2 separate regions of the Homo sapiens genome follow, and region 1 is linked to region 2. Evidence: read pairs that join two places in POLR2A ChIA-PET (ENCODE). Cell type or tissue: PC-3. All regions are shown on one strand. Links, peaks and the distances in the headings refer to the core of each region. The heading gives the core; the rest is flanking DNA.

What was found. ChIA-PET counts read pairs that join two places held together with the same protein. Peaks named below come from ENCODE experiments on the same cell type or tissue, not always from the same donor. Only the 100,000 strongest peaks of a DNase experiment are listed, where the experiment ranks them.
Region 1: POLR2A ChIA-PET joins it to region 2 with 14 read pairs; 2 of 35 experiments call an interaction of 5 or more read pairs at or near these places.

The regions. Positions count from the first base shown.
Region 1 is chr2:194,506,834-194,515,218 of GRCh38, forward strand. No RefSeq gene overlaps it. Among named protein-coding and RNA genes, the nearest start is that of LINC01821, 170 kb to the left of the region's middle. In PC-3, for the core only: no CTCF peak of the experiment used is centred there; no DNase peak of the experiment used is centred there.
Region 2 is chr2:194,726,024-194,734,408 of GRCh38, forward strand. LINC01790 (long intergenic non-protein coding RNA 1790) reads left to right here and starts at 4,572. Exons shown (of 4, transcript NR_110223.1): 1 at 4,572-4,680. LOC105376755 (a long non-coding RNA gene) reads right to left here. Exons shown (of 4, transcript XR_007088699.1): 4 at 149-216. In PC-3, for the core only: no CTCF peak of the experiment used is centred there; no DNase peak of the experiment used is centred there.

The DNA.
Region 1 (8,385 bases), core at 1,166-6,165, 220 kb before region 2:
CATCACATTACCTGACTTCAAACTATACTATAAGGCCATAGTCATCAAAACAGCATAGTACTTGTATAAAAATAGGCATATAGACCAATGGAACAGAATAGAGAACTCAGAAATAAAGCCAAATACTTACAGCCAACTGATCTTCAACAAAGCAAATAAAACAAAAACATAAAGTGGGGAAAGGACACCTTATTCAACAAATGGTGTTGGGATAATTGGCAAGCCACACGTAGGAGAATGAAACTGGATCTTCATTTCTCACCTTACACAAAAATAAACTCAAGATGGAAGAAAAACTTAAACCTAAGACCTGAAATCAAAAAAATTCAAGAAGATAGCATCAGAAAAACCCTTCTAGTCATTGATTTAGGCAAAGTTATCATGACCAAGAACCCAAAAGCAAATGCAACAAAAACAAAGATAAATAGATGAGACTTAATTAAACTAGAAAGCTATTTGATCCCATAATCCCATTACTGGGTATCTACCCAGAGGAAAAGAAGTCATTATACAAAAAAAGATGCTTGCACATGGATGTTTACAGCAGCACAATTCACAAGTGCAAAAAGAAGGAACCAGCCCAAATGTCCATCAATCCACGAGTGGATAAATTGTGAGATATATATACACACACACACCATAGGATATATATATATATGATATATATATCATATATATACACCATAGGAGATATATATATATATATATATATGCTATATATATCTTATATATATACCATAGGAGATATATATATATATATATATATATACACACACACACACACACACACACATATATATACACACCATAGGAATACTACTCAGCCATAAAAAGGAACAAAATAATGCCATTTGCAGCAACTTGGATGGAATTGGAGACAATTATTCTAAGTAAAGTAACTCAGAAATGGAAAATCAAACATTGTATCTTCTCACTCATAAGCGGGAGCTAAGCTATGAGGATGCAAAGACATAATAAGAATGATACAATGGGCTTTGGAGACTCAGAGGAAAGAGTGGGAAGTGGGTGAGGAGTAAAAGACTACACATTGGGTACAGTGTATACTGCTCAGGTGATGGGTGCACCAAAATCTCATAAATCACCACTAAACAACTGATTTATGTAAGCAAACACCACCTGTTCCCCCCAAAACTATTGAAATTTTAAAAAAGGAATAAGAAGGCTGGAAAAGAGAGGGGGGATGTTATTTTTGGAAACGTGAAGGGGATTGCTATTTTGCAATGGTGGTCAGGGAAGACTCACTGAAAAATGACTTTTAGTAGACAACTTAGTGACAAAGATGGAAAAAAAAATGTGATTAAGTGAGCCCTGTTGGTACTTAGGGTACAAGTATTCCAGACAGTGCGAATCACAAGGGCAAAGGCCCTGAGGCTGAATTTGCCTGGGGTGTTAGAGAAATAAGTGTTCCACTGTAGGAAAGCTTACAGAGGGGTTAGTGGGACAGGAGCAATCACGAAGAACCTTTTGTTATTGAAAATGTTTTGACTTTTATTCTGAGAAAATATAAGCATTTAATCAGAGTAGTTGAAATGACTTGTCTTCCATTTCAAAAGTACCATCCTGACTGCTCTGTTGGGAACAGACTATAAGGGGCAAGATCAGAAGCTGGGAGACTAGATAGTAGGTGAGAGCAATGATCCAGGGGATAAGTAACAGTAACCTGGCCCAGGCTGCCTGTGGTGAGAAGGGTGAGAAGTAGCTAGACTCTGGATACACTGGCAATGCCTCACTTTATTGTGCTCTGCTATATTGCACATCACAGATAATGGGTGTTTCACAAATTGAAGGTTTGTGGCAACCTTGCATCAAGTAAGTCTATCAGCATTATTTTTTTCCAAAAGCATGTGCTCACTTTATGTCTCTGTGTCACATTTTGGTAATTCTTGCCTTATTTCAAGTTTTGTCATTATTATTATATCTATTATGGTGATCTGTGATCATAATCTTTCATGTTACTGCTGTTAATTGTTTTTGGCCACCACAAACCACACTCATATAAGACAATGAACTTAATTAATAAATGTTGTATAAGTTCTGACTGTTAAAAAATAAATAAATAAAATATTTAGTTCCCAACTGTATTAATCTATTTTCATGCTGCTGATAAAGGCATACCTGAGACTGGGAAGAAAAAGAGGTTTAATTGGACTCACAGTTCCACATGGCTGGGGAGGCCTCAGAATCATGGTGGCAGGTGAAAGGCACGTCTTACATAGCAAGATAAAATGAGGGAGATGCAAAAATGGAAAGCCCTGATAAAACCATCAGATCTCATGAGACTTATTCACTACCATGAGAACAGTATGGGGGAAACCACCCCCTTGATTCAAATTATCTCCCACCAGGTCCCTCCCACAAAACGTGGGAATTATGAGAGTACAATCCAATATGAAATTTGGGTGGGGACATAGCCAAACCGTATCACCAACAGAGGAAACACAGGAAATCCTAACAGCTCTCTTATCATACAGTGATTTCAATTCAATTATCATTTCACTTGAATCCCAAAATATTATCCCCCCCACTTAGTGCACTTCATATGTGAAGGAAAAACATGAATAATTACCAAAACATAATTCAATCCCTTTTTCTAAATCCCTTCAAAACAGAATAATTACCAAAACATAATTCAATCCCTTTTTAAAAATAAGGTTATGAGGATAGTTATCATAATTTCTTCTTCCAGTAACAATTCCAATTTCCTGTTGCCTTCTTCCAGAGCCTTAGGACGGTAAGTTTTTACTTGACAAAATGACCCAAACTTTCTTTTTTTTTTTTTGAGACGGAGTCTCACTCTGTTGCCCAGGCTGGAGTGCAATGGCAATATCGGCTCACTGCAAGCTCCGCCTCCTGGGTTCACGCCATTCTCCTGCCTCAGCCTCCCAAGTAGCTGGGGCTACAGGCGCCCGCCACGGTGCCTGGCTAGTTATTTATTTATTTATTTTTGTATTTTTAGTAGAGACAGGGTTAAACCGTGTTAGCCAGGATGGTCTCGATCTCCTGACCTCGTGATCCACCTGCCTCGGCCTCCCAAAGTGCAGCCTCCCAAAGTGCTGGGATTACAGGCATGAGCCACCGCGCCTGGCCCCAAACTTTCATTTTTATGTGATCTGAGTTCTTGGTTCTTTTCATTTTAATGGATTACTACGGCTTTCTGCTGACCAGGACTATTAGAAAATGGAGTATTAAGTGGTGCCCCAGTGACTCACCCTGAATTCTTGATACAAAATTCCTTGTAGTTATTGTGTAGCAACAGTTAGGATCAATTACCTTGGCCAGTAAAGTAATCGTCTTTTCTTCTTGAGGGTTCAATGGCACGAGAAACATAAAATGTCCAGGAAGGGGAATGACATATTCTAATTTAATGTAACCATTACTTCATTTAGTAGTTAAGCATTTCTCCTTTGGGCACCAGGATCACAAAAATTAGCAGAAGCAGGGAATTAAAAATCTTTAAATATGATATTTGGTATAACCATAGCACTTTATGAACCTACAGATTTTGGCTATGGAGAAGATGACACTCATATACTGGCCAGTTCTTTGAGACTTATATTGCATCCTGTATATAAACTATTCAATTTCAAATAGGTTTTTTTTTTTTTTTTTCCCACCTGGCACCATGTTTTATCAGGCTATCCTATTGTTTTATCACGCCAGCTACTTGGGACTGATTGTGTACTTTATAAGACTACTACCAGCCTGCCCAACATGGAGAAACTCCATCTCTACTAAAAATACAAAATTAGCTGGGCGTGGTGGCACATGCTTGTAATCCCAGCTATTCGGGAGGCTGAGGCAGGAGAATCACTTGAACCTGGGAAGCGGAGGTTGCAGTGAGCCGAGATCGCGCCATCGCACTGCAGAGCAACAAGAGCAAAAACTCCGTCTCAAAAAAAATAAAATAAAAAAATAAAAGACTACTGAATTCTCTAGGCACACACCTATTGCTATGATATGAGTGTCTTAATGAGAGAAAATAGTGTATAAATTACATATTAATAAGTGAGTCACTTTCTTTTTTCAGGTTTTTTTTTTTTAATTTTGTTTTTATTTTCATTTTTATGTTCGAAACAAGGAGTACATGTGCAGGTTTGTTATATGGGAATGTTACATGATTCCGAGGTTTGGAGTATGGATCTTGTCACCCAGATAGTGAGCATAGCACCTGATAGGTAGTTTTCTAACTCATCCTCCCCACCAGCCTCCCACACATAAACTTTGCAGCAGCATGGATGTAGCTAGCGGCCATAATCTTAAGTGAATTAACACAGGAACAGAAAACCAAATACCTCAAGTTTAGCTTGAGTTTAGCATATTATGTCCGTATGTGCTCAATGTTTAGCTCCCATGTACCTCAGTGTTAAGTGGGAGCTAAACACTGAGCACACATGGACACAATATGAGAATAATAGACACTGTGGGCTACTAAAGGAATGAGTCACTTTCTAAGTCAACAAATGATGCTAGCAGAAGAACTGTGGAAGAAGAAAAGTTATATCTTTAAAATGTACCATTTTTTTTTTTGGAGAATAAATTGCTTCATCTTGATTATGTTGGAAGAGGTCCAATGTAATCTACTTGCCACCTAATGTTTTGTAGACCCCATCTAGGGGAAGTTTGCCTCTGCTCTGGGCTTAGATTTGATATCTTCTGTTGGTAACCTCAGAATTAGAGAATAACAAAATCAGGTTTAGTGAGAAAAAGTCATTTTTTTCTCATTCACTGCATAATATCAAGACAATACATTCTCTCCAGAACATACTATGAAAGAAAGCAGACTTGCCTTACCCTGTGAGAAACTTAAACCATGCATATATATGCAGACATTGCATGTCTATGCAAAAACAAACTGATTCTGCTTTTGTTTGTTTTGACTGAAAGTATATGTTGGATTAATAATGCATGCCAGGTGTTAGGTACGGTATCATTCTGCTCTAACAATAGTATCATGTGTAGAAATGCAGCAGCAATTGGTATCTTACCTGAAAAAAATTTGCACAAAACCAGGGTTATTCTGGCTTTGACACTGGCCAAACAAATGAGTTTAAGTAAGAATATTTTAGGAAACACCAACCCTATATCTTTTACATATTTTATGCTCCAATTCCTGCAGTTCTCTGAGGAATATAATATTATTTTTGGTTTACTGTCTTGGGGAAAGGGCAGTAAAACAGCTCTAAGGGTTTGTTTGGGTTTTTTTTCTTTAAGTTTTGGGATACATGTGCAGAACATGGAGATTTGTTACATAGGTATATGTGTGTCATGGTGGTTTGTTGCACCTATCAGCCCGTCACCTAGGTTTTAAGCCCTGTATGCACCACATGCATTAGCTATTTGTCCTGATACTCTCCCTCCCCTCACACAGTCCCCACCATAGGCCCCAGTGTGTGTTGTTTCCTTCCCTGTGTCCATGTGTTGTCATTGTTCAACTCCCACTTATGAGTGAGAACATGTGGTATTTGGTTTTCTGTTGCTGTGTTAGTTTTCTGAGGATGATGGCTTCCAGCTTCATCCATGCCTCTGTAAAGGACATGGTCTCATTCCTTTTTATGGCTGCATAGTATTCCATAGTGTATAGGTACCACATTTTCTTTATCCAGTATATCATTGATGGGCATTTGGATTGGTTCCATGTCTTTGCTATTGTGAATAGAGCTTTAAGAGTTTTTACTTGGCTATTTGTACCAAAATAGGTCCACTACACAGAACAAGGAATTGATGTGAAGATTCTCAATTAATAATATTTATCACTACTATACATTTGGATGCTGGGAAAATAACCGCAAAATGATAATATACTACCACAGTAAACTCTGTGAGATAGAACCAGGCCACAATCCTTATTTCATCAACTTTACATCTCCAGATTCAAAATATAAGAAGGATAAAATAGCTTCATTTAGTACATACTGTATCTAAAATCTTCTGAAACATTAAGGCATTTCCTACACATTAGTACACAGATACTGTAGGAAACAACCAAACATCACTTGAAAAGGCTTGGAGAAAAGGAACAGCTTTGTGGACATGTGACCTGTGTAGTAAGTCAGGGCCCTAAGCTCAGAAGCATCCTGTAACTAATGTTCTGCTATTGCCATCTTGAAATGTTAGTAATTTTATTTTTGCACTTGTATTTTGTGTGTGACATCTGATGAAACAATAGAATATGCATGTGAAGAAAAGTGACGCCAAATAGGCATGCCCATCACTGTTCCATCTTCATGTAGTTTTTGCAATGTCAATAAGCACAGAACTCTGGTAGAAACATTATGCATGAGAGTTTAATGAGATTTAAAGTCAGTACCAAGTAAGTCTGCTATTGCTGCAATGGAAAAAGTGGGCTAATTAACAACCCACTATGATCTCCTTTGAAAGAGGACTTGCTTCAAATGCAGAAAAAAAAACAGTGGAGGTGTAAAAAACAAAAATAATCAAGAAACCCTATCATTCTTTCTCACTCAAGTTACTATCCTGTATTAACCAACCATTCATACTGAAAATATTGACACAGAAGGAGAAAGATAAGGCAACCATATTTTCTTTTTCTTTCAGACCTTTTCCACTCATCAGTAAGCCAAAGGTAGAGAGAGTTGGTAGATTGTGCCCCTATCAGGAAGTGAAATAAAAACAAGTTAGTTTCATGCAACATTTCTACTCCTGTGGTCATAGCACAATACACATTCACATACAAGATTCAAAAATTTAACTCTAAATTGTGTGATTCTGCAAATGAGTTCAATGTCTTCTATTTGTATTTAAATTTAGCATTCAAAAACATAAAGGTCAACATTAAAATTTATGTGCTAATAATTTTATTTTATTTTATTATTTTTAAACCTAGAATGGAATTAATTAAATGGCAAATAAAAACCCCATGACAAGTTGAGAGAGATACTTTGTAAGAAAATACTTTATATTTTAGTACTTTTAAAGACACTTTTTTCTTGCTTTTTGAACAAGGGGATCCACATCTTATTTTGCTCTGGGGCCAAAAGAGAAATTCCATCTTTCTTATTGAAACCAGAAAACCAAATTCTACTGTAACCTTCCCATGCCATTATCTTCTCCAGCCTACTGAAGAGCTTTGGAAGAAATCAGTGTTCTCTCTTTTCATAATGCATCTTTTATGGGCTTTGTGAATAATACGTAGTGATGTATCACTAAATGACAGAATACTTTCTGAGAAACACAGTGTAAGGTGATTTCATTGTTGTGCAAACATCCTAGAGTGTACTTACACAAACCTATTTTGCATGCCCCCTTGCTCCTATACAAATCTGTATAGCATGTTATTGTGTTGTATGCAATTGTAACAGAATGATAATAGTGTACCTAAATATAGAAAAGGTACAGTAAAAATAGGATATTATAATCTTCTGTGCCCACTGTCATATATGTAATCCATCCTTCACTGAAATGTTATGTGCCACAAGATTGTAGTTGGGAATTATCTAATTAGATTGCACACAATAATAAATTCCGTCATTACCAACTCCCTGGTCTTTGGATCACTTCAGCAACATGTTCAAAAAATTTGGACATTGAAACCCCATTGACTGTATGTCATCATGTCATTCGTGAGTCAAGGCTTCTATTAACACTTATTATTATCAAACCAACATGTTCAAACATGACATCCATATTAATAAATTTAGCCTACCCAAGTTAATGATTCAGTTTTTCTTGTTCTGTAACTTTTGAAATCCACACATATGCTCTTCACATTGCTGTTACTACAAACTGGCAACCTGTTCCTATCTAAGCTAACTTGTTCCCAAGTAGAATTGTCCTAGAACCACTATTTCAAGATCTCTCTCTTCCTATAGAATCCAGAAGAATGGTGGTGGGAATCAGAGAGGGGAATCCCAAGGATAATGGCATCTCACTGTGAAGCAAATGGTAGTTATCAAAGGCTTTTTTGCAGAGAAAGACTGACTGACCCCTTCATTGGGAAGGGATCCTGATACTGCCAGCAAAAAGCCTCCAGGAGGATTTATGGGTTCAATTATATATTTCGCTTCAGTTTGCCCAAATGTACTCACCCCATGTCTCAGGCTTTCACTCCTTCCTCAAGTCTTTCCATAACTTATTATAATAAATCTACACATAATATAGAGTTATTTAGTGTGCTGCTACTCAATCTTTAGAATCAGGCTCTAGGTAAGCTTGATTCTGAATTTTCTCCGTTTCGACCATAGAAAAGAGATTTTATCAAAGCTGATATAGAGGCTTTCTGATTTTGTACCAGTGTGATTGTGCCTCGAAGGCCTATATTTTGACCTTTTACTTTCAAGAACTCTCAAAATTAGCCTCATAAGCCACTATCTTTGTCATCACCAACTATGATGCCATGTTACATCA
Region 2 (8,385 bases), core at 2,189-7,188:
TTCTATTTATTTTCATATTATACGCAGTTATACATTTTAGGTTGAGCTTCTGCTTCAGTAGTTTTCAATGCATAACAAATTAGAGAAATCAAAACTACCATTTCTCTTATCAGATTGAGACAGGAGATCCAGAAAGGTGTAGTTTAGATTCAGATCTTGTGAATTTCAGTGAACTGTTCTCCCATTCTTCTCTATTCAAGCTGGTTTGCAAAGAAACTGAAAAATAAGTAGAAGGATCATAAATATATAATAGATGGATAGAAGACAGATAAAGATAGATGATAGGCAGACAAATGAGAGAGAGAGAGAGAGAGAGAGAGAGAGAGAGAGAGAGAGAGAGAAAGGATAGTTAAAAAGAGCTTGGACCCTAGAGTCAGACTCCCTAAGCGTGCATTCCGGTTTCATGACTTACTAGTTGTGCAGCCTTTGACAAAGACTTAACAATTTAGAAACCTATGTTTTTAAAAACATATAATTGGGATAATATAATAAACCTACTTCATTAGGGTTGTCCTAAAGATTAAACTCACAGAATCCTTAGAGCCACACCTTACATATAATGTATTCTAAAATATCAACCCTCTATATAGCTACTTATACATTTTTACCTCAAATAATAGTGCTTTAAAAGATAAAGAATCTTAATACCTAAAATTATTTTATCTTTTCAGAAAGCGTAGATATTCTGAAAATTACACAATTATTTTGAAGAGCTTCAAATGATGGCCATATATATACAACACTGCTTCTCTGTAAAGCTAGTCCAATTGTCATTGTATTATTGATCACCATTGGAAATGATGAATAAAATGAAAACAGTGTTTTACCAGAAAATAACTAGATTTGCCAATCCTGCTTTTTCATATATATATAAATGGTTCATATATATATATATATATATATATATATATATATATATATATATATGGCTTTTTAACCATCATTTGAAATGTAGAGTGAAAATGAAATGTCTGCATTATCAGAAAATAGCTGGATTGACCAATGATGCTTTTTCATTTATATGTACATATTGGTGTTTTCATGCTTCTGATCTGAATTGCCCAGGCTTCAATAATTTATTTACCAGGCTTCTAAACTGCTTTGGGTGGTTTTGATTGAAGTTAACTCATTTTTTTCATCACTGTCATTGATCTAAGTCTTCCTACACTTTTCTTCTTCAGTAACTTAACAGTTTCATAACTTCAGTTTCTTAACAGTAACTCAAAAAAAAATGTATCCTTGTCTTCAACTTTCTGCTTTAATCTTTCTTATCTTAAAATTTCTTATCTCACCGTCTGTGCTGGCTTGTTCCAAATGACTATTATCTGAGGATTGACCTCTGTTATTCACTATTAAGTGATTAAATTCAGCAGGCACAGAAGAGCTTATTTTTAGACAGACTAGTATAAAGAATTCGACATCATGAATTATTATATGCTCAACCTTTGGCTCTTTAAAGACCACTAAGAACATCTATAGCAACATCCTTAATTTATATAATAATATAGCTACTCATAAACTTTACTATATAGTTGTATAAATATAAATTGTTGCATTTTAAACACGTAGTTATATAAATAATAGTAGAAATGGTTGAGTAAATCTTTAGGTTTTTCATTTATCAATTTTGATGTTTAACACAAAGGATACTAGCATTCTACAGTGGAGGCTTATATGGAGAGAGATTTGGAATTTTCCTCTTTTAAACAAAACATCCTCTAAATCTTGCTGGTAAAATTAGTTCACTGTAAAAATCACAATTATCTGGAGATTTGCGTTCTAATATTAACTTTAAATGAAACAGTTGGAGGTGAAGAAATCTGGTGATTTGGGGAGGGCATTTCAGTAGTATTGGTAGCTCTAACCCATGAAAATGGAAAAATCTCACTATTAAGTTTGCTGGACCACATCGTTGATTTTTCAACATAATATCAATAAGAAAATACATATATTTTTGAATGTTCAGATTTGCAGAGAAATAACCAATGACAAGAGAGATAATAAAACCAGATAAATAAAGGAAAGTAAGTCAAATTGCTATTTTCATATATCAATACCAAAACCATACACTTTTCAGAAGGATTTCTTATATAGAACTTTCTATACCATATGCTGAGTAACTGAGGAAGTTTCACAATCTTTTCTTGAAATACCAGATGCTAGGTTTGATGAATTAAGAAAGCTGGGCTTGAAATGTCTAATAATATATCTAGTTCTAAAACAGTAGAATGTTATATTAATATGAAATATAAATTCAGGGCTACAAAAGGTAAAAGGGAATTTTGCTTTCTTAGTTTAAACTCTTCCTTATTATCATTTTTATTTTAATCACCATGGCTTAGGAATATATTGTCTGCCATTTATTTCCTGGGTTAATATCTCTCTGATACCTCTTATATACTGCATGCAACCATTTCTCCCAGGATCTTAGGTTAAACTTCAACGGTTTAACTGCATGTCTAAAAGAGATCAGCCTGGTGCCTTGCAGAAGTGTCACTGGAACTTGACATGAAAACTCATGTTTGCTTGTTTGTTTTTCATCTTCCTGTCCTCTGCTTCCATATAATCAGCTCAAGTGAACATAGCACAGGAAACAGATCAAGATGTTGTTTGCTTCTCAACATTAACACACTAGTTGGCCTTTGGTAAATAAATCATTTGTCTGGGAGCTTTTTCTTTCTCCTCCAAATTGGTATTTATTTGGAAAATAACACACTTTTTCTTAGACTTACATTTTCGAGATTACATAAATTAAATGCCTGTAAAAATTCTTTGGGTTTTCTTAGACAGTAAATAAACCACAACATTATAAATTAGAATTCAATGTGACTTAGCCTATGTTTGATTCATGAAGCTTTGCAGTGGAGCATTTAATACATTCTGGTAATGCTTTGATTTGCATATCTTATATGTGGAACAGCCACTCAAATTTGTGACAGCTTCCTTAAGATTCACCTTGGTCAAGAATTCCTAGAAGATGCAGCAGAGGTTCATAAAATATCTTTGGGAATACCAGAAAGATCAGTCAAAGTGTAGGATAGATTTTGGGAAATACAAGTTCGTTATGACTCTAATTTTTTTAGTTGTTTATGAGATTAACAAATCATAAAAGAGAAGAATCTTGGACTTAAAGACATATTAAAAATTAGGACTCTGTAATGTGCCAACCAAGGATTGCTTTTTTCTCCATTTTCAACAGGAACAACAACAACAAACGTCCAGCGACTCTTATAGAACATGATTTCTACTACATTTTTGAGTCAATAGTATGAAAGCTATGAGAAGTGTGGTTTGAAAATCCAATTAAAATTAAAAGCGAAATATTCTAAGTCAAATTTTATACATAGAATTAATCTTATTCATATAGACAGTATATTTTTAAAAATTAGCGTGGAAAGCTGTCATATGACAGGTATTTTAGACTGTGATGTTTAGTTAAAAGTGTGTACAACTGATTCTACCATGCACTACTCTTAATCTGTCATTGAGATTGCAGGAACCTTGTTTTTCACAGTGGGCTAACTGTTCCATCTGGCCCATTTCTGTTTATATTTTTTCTTCACCTTTTTCTTTAGCTCATTCTATGTGATTCTCATTCCCATTTTTAAATATTTGAGGGCCCTTAAAATGACACAGCTATTCTCTGAATAATTCTGAATTCATTGAGAGCTGTCTATGGCCATACCACCCTGAATATGCCCAATCTCATCTGAATTCATGGAGAGATCATTTTTTAAATCTGGTAGAGGAATTTTGGTTTCTGATAACAGTAAATTCGCCTTGTGCAAACCATCTCTTTTATAAACAGACAAGCAACAATGAAATCTGGACAAAATACAATCAGACAAACAAATAAGCGAATTTTTGTTTGAATGCATCAAAGAATACTGAAGAAACCAGGACTTTTAAGGGCAGAATCCTGAAAAAAAAAAAAAAAATGAAGAAAATGTGGTACATATACACCATGGAATACTATGCAGCCATAAAAAGAATGAGATCATGTCCTTTGCAGGGAGACTATTATCTTTAACAAACTAACACAGGAACAGAAAACCAATGACCACATGTTCTCACTTATAAATGGAAGCTAAATGATGAGAACACATGGACACATAGAGAGGAAAAACACATACTGGGGCCTGTTGGAAGGTGGAGGGAGGAAGGATGTGGAGGACCACGAAAGATAATTAATGGGTACTGTGTTTAATACCTCGGTGATGATATAATCTGTACAACAAACCCCCATGAGACAAGTGTACCTATGTAACAAACCTGCACTTGTACCCCTGAACTTAAAATAAAAGTTAAAAAAAAAAAAAAAAGGAAAGAAGCTCTTCGAGGTCAGCCTAACCCTACTTCTCCCTAAAGGCAAGATTCTTAAGTGACAACAGTTGGGAGGTTAAGAAGTTGGAGCAGAGAGTGATAGCTAGAAGAGAGGTATTGAGTTCAGCATTAGTCAGTCTCCTGTGGCTTGGTCTCAGTAATTATGACTCAGATTATAGAAAATCATTCCCTTGCTTATAAATATTAGCTGCCTTCAATATTTATAAGACTTTTTGATCTTCACCTTTAGCTTAGATACTTTTGGCCATCCATGAACCAATTCTCTTGGCTTCTACCTTCTAACCCAAATATATCTGGGAAGCCCAACTGAAACCCCAGAAGTAGTCATGACATCAGGTAAATATCAAAACTTAAATTTTTTTGCTTATCTTTCTAATTTATGGCATGTAAGTAAGAGCTATTTTGCCAAATTCCTCTCCACTTGATTCAGATTACAATGAACTGAAAGCAAGAAGACAATTGTATTTGAATGTTTTTAGTTTCTATTAATATATTTTTATTTAATCCATGAGAATTTACTTTTAGGTAGTATAAAGCTCTTTCTTTTTTTACAAGTTATCTAAATATAAATCTTTTTATATGCTAAAACTTTATTTCATATTTTGTAGATCATTTCTTTTATGTATTATCATGTCCAACTCCAGAATTTAGGTCAACTTAATATTTGTTTCAAGTTACTAATTTGTCAATGTGCTGATATTGTTGTCAAAATAGCTGAAAAATAGCAAAACTACATTTCTACAATCAAAAACTATTTATTAAAAAGTATAGGCTCCTTATAGGCATGTCAACATACATTATGGGCTTAGCACAGTTTCTGGTACTAATAAATTTAATGGTAAATATGAGTTTTTAATGGATGACATCACTTACAGTTATTTTTATTATTATAGTTTCATTTTATGCAAATAATATAGTTTCCTTTTCTTAAGTCACTGCTGTCTGTTGTGTGGTTCTTGAGTCCTTGTTAACAAAATCAATAGAGGAATAATTAGAATAAAAAATAAACTTCTATTTATATTTATATAAAATAAATAATATAAATAAAACATTTATATTATATAAAATATAAATATATAATTCTATTTATATTTATTTTAATATATATTGAAATAGTATATATATACTATTTATAATTAGTATTCATTATTTCAAAAACGAATAAAGAAATTAAGATTTACTAATATTTAATAGACGTCATCAGGACCCTTAGGTCAGATGTCATATCAAATGGAGTAGAGTTAAAATATTTAAAAAGGCCATAATTGTTCAGAATTCATGTGGCCACAGACAGTAAGCACATGTGGGATTAATCAAAGCTGAAAGACACCAGGTATTTAAAATAAATCCAGTTGTAACATTCAAAAATTTGAGGTTTTGTTTTTCTTCTCCCCCCCGCCAACCTACTGGATCAGCTGCTACAGAGATTAGGTTTCTCATTTCTGTATCCATACATAAAAATCTGCATTAAAATTTCTGTTCCTGGAAATAGGGTAGAAACCAGAAAAATCTACAGAACATCTGATTAGTTTAAAACACAATTAATCAGATGACTAGTGATTGGAATTTAGTCATTTTAGGAATTAAATCCTGTGGGGCACAGCTGCCAAAAGCATCCTATGTTTCACAGATTAGACAATGTTTAATTAATAGATTAAAAGTAAGCCAAGCAAAACATAAGCAGTATTCACACTTGTATTTTGGCTAGCCAAATATAATGTGTGGCAGGAAATTTAGGCTTATTTAATAGGGAGTCACTCAATTTCAAGCTAAAAAGCATTTCCTGGTTCTGGCCATACATCACTGCACTTGAGTCATGATCAATTTGAAATATTCACTATTTATTTAGCTCATGATATAATACCATTCACGATCCATAATAGAGGCCATTATTTTGTACAAAAATGTTCTGCCATGATATTTTTAGAATATTTATTCAGAAATGTTTTCTTTTTTTCTTCTTTTTTTTTAGTATATTTAAGTTCTGGGATACTTGTGCAGAACATGCAGGTTTGTTACATAGGTATACATGTGCCATGGTGGTTTGCTGCACCCATCAACCCGTCATCTACATTAGGTATTTCTCCTAATATCCCTCCCCTTGCCTCCCACCCCTAGACAGGCCCCAGTGTGTGATGTTCTCGTCCCTGTGCCCATATGTTCTCATTATTCAACTCCCACTTACGAGTGAAAATATGCAGTGTTTGATTTTCTGTTCCCGTCTAAGTTTGCTGAGAATGATGGTTTCTAGCTTCATCCATGTCCTTGCAGAAGACATGAGCTCATTCTTGTTTATGTCTGTATAGTATTCCATGAGGATGTGGAGAAATAGGAATGCTTTTACACTATTGGTTGGAATGTAAATTAGGTCAACCATTGTGGAAGACACTGGCAATTCCTCAAGGATCTAGAACCAGAAATACCATTTGACCCAGCAATCCCACTACTAGGTATATATCCAAAGGATTATAAATCATTCTACTATAAAGACACATGCACACATATGTTTATTGCAGTACTATTCACAATAGCAAAGACTTGGAACCAACCCAAATGCCCATCAATAATAGACTGGATAAAGAAAATGTGACACATACACATCAAAAAAAATTTTTTTTTTTTTTTTTTTTTTTTTGAGACAGAGTCTCGCTCAGTCGCCCAGGTTGGAGTGCAGTGGCGCGATCTGGGCTCACAGCAAGCTCCGCCTCCCGGGTTCACGCCAATCTCCTGCCTCAGCCTCCCCAGTAGCTGGGACTACAGGCACCCGCCACCACGCCTGGCTAATTTTTTGTATTTTTAGTAGAGATGGGGTTTCACCTTGTTAGCCAGGATAGTCTCAATCTCCTGACCTTGTGATCCGCCCATCTCGGCCTCCCAAAGTGTTGGGATTACAGGCGTGAGCCACCACGCCCGGCCATCAAAAATATTTTCTAAATGAAAATTACAGAGGATATATTTATGGGTATTTGACAAACAGCATGCACAGTATTATGCCTCTTTCTTGTCTCAGCCAGTAGATGATTCCTTTTTTACCAGTGGGTTCTATAGTTCCATATGCTTGCATCCTATTTATTGGAAAATATTAAGAAGTCTTGAGTCCTGAGAACTACATCTCTACATATATTTATGTACACCCAAACAGATGACTGGTAAATGTGTTGCTGTCAGCTCTTTTTACTGGTCAGAACTTTGTGTCCTCCACAGAGAGTCAGCTCTATTACTGGAGCTTCAGGGTGGTAACCAAGCACAATCTAAAAAAAAGCTTTAAAATGTGAGCTTTAATATTAAAAGCAACAGTCTCAAAACTATAGTTAATATTCACCATCTTTCTTCTGCTTACTTTCAGCTAACACTTCAATAGATCTACCTTTCTGAAAGTTGTCATCAAACCTTCATGAGATGTGAGTCCCGATTACCTTGCCCTTACCAGGACATGGCTAAAGTCATAATCAGCTTATTTTTTTTTTTTTATTATCTCACATAGAAACGCCAAGAGGTTCCTCTAGGAATCTTCTGAGTTTCAGACATCTTCACTGAGTCTTTTATGTTACAAAAACCTTCATTTCTCGTCATGTTAATGGTCAGTTATCCCCACCCTACTACAGTAACTTCTTTTATGCCTGCTTTTCTATTGGTATGAGGAACTCAAAAATGACAGGATAAGAGTTGTAGCTATAAATTCATTGTAATTTTACTGAGAACCTGATGGAAGCCTGAAGACAAAGAATTCTAATCCTGTAAGCCTCAGGTTCTCATAAGAATTACATGGAGATAAGAATTACATAGTCACCTCAGGCACGGTGGCTCATTCCTGTAATCCCAGCATTTTGGGAGGCCAAGGAGGGCAGATTGCCTGAGGTCAGGAGTTTGAGACCAGTCTGGCCAAAATGGTGAAGCCCTGTCTCTACTAAAAATACAAAAAAATTAGCTGGGTGTGGTGGCAGGTGCCTGTAAGCCCAGCTACTCGGGAGGCTGAGGCAGGGGGATTGCTTGAACCAAGGAAGTGGGGGTTGCAGTGATCCGGGATCGTGCCACTGAACT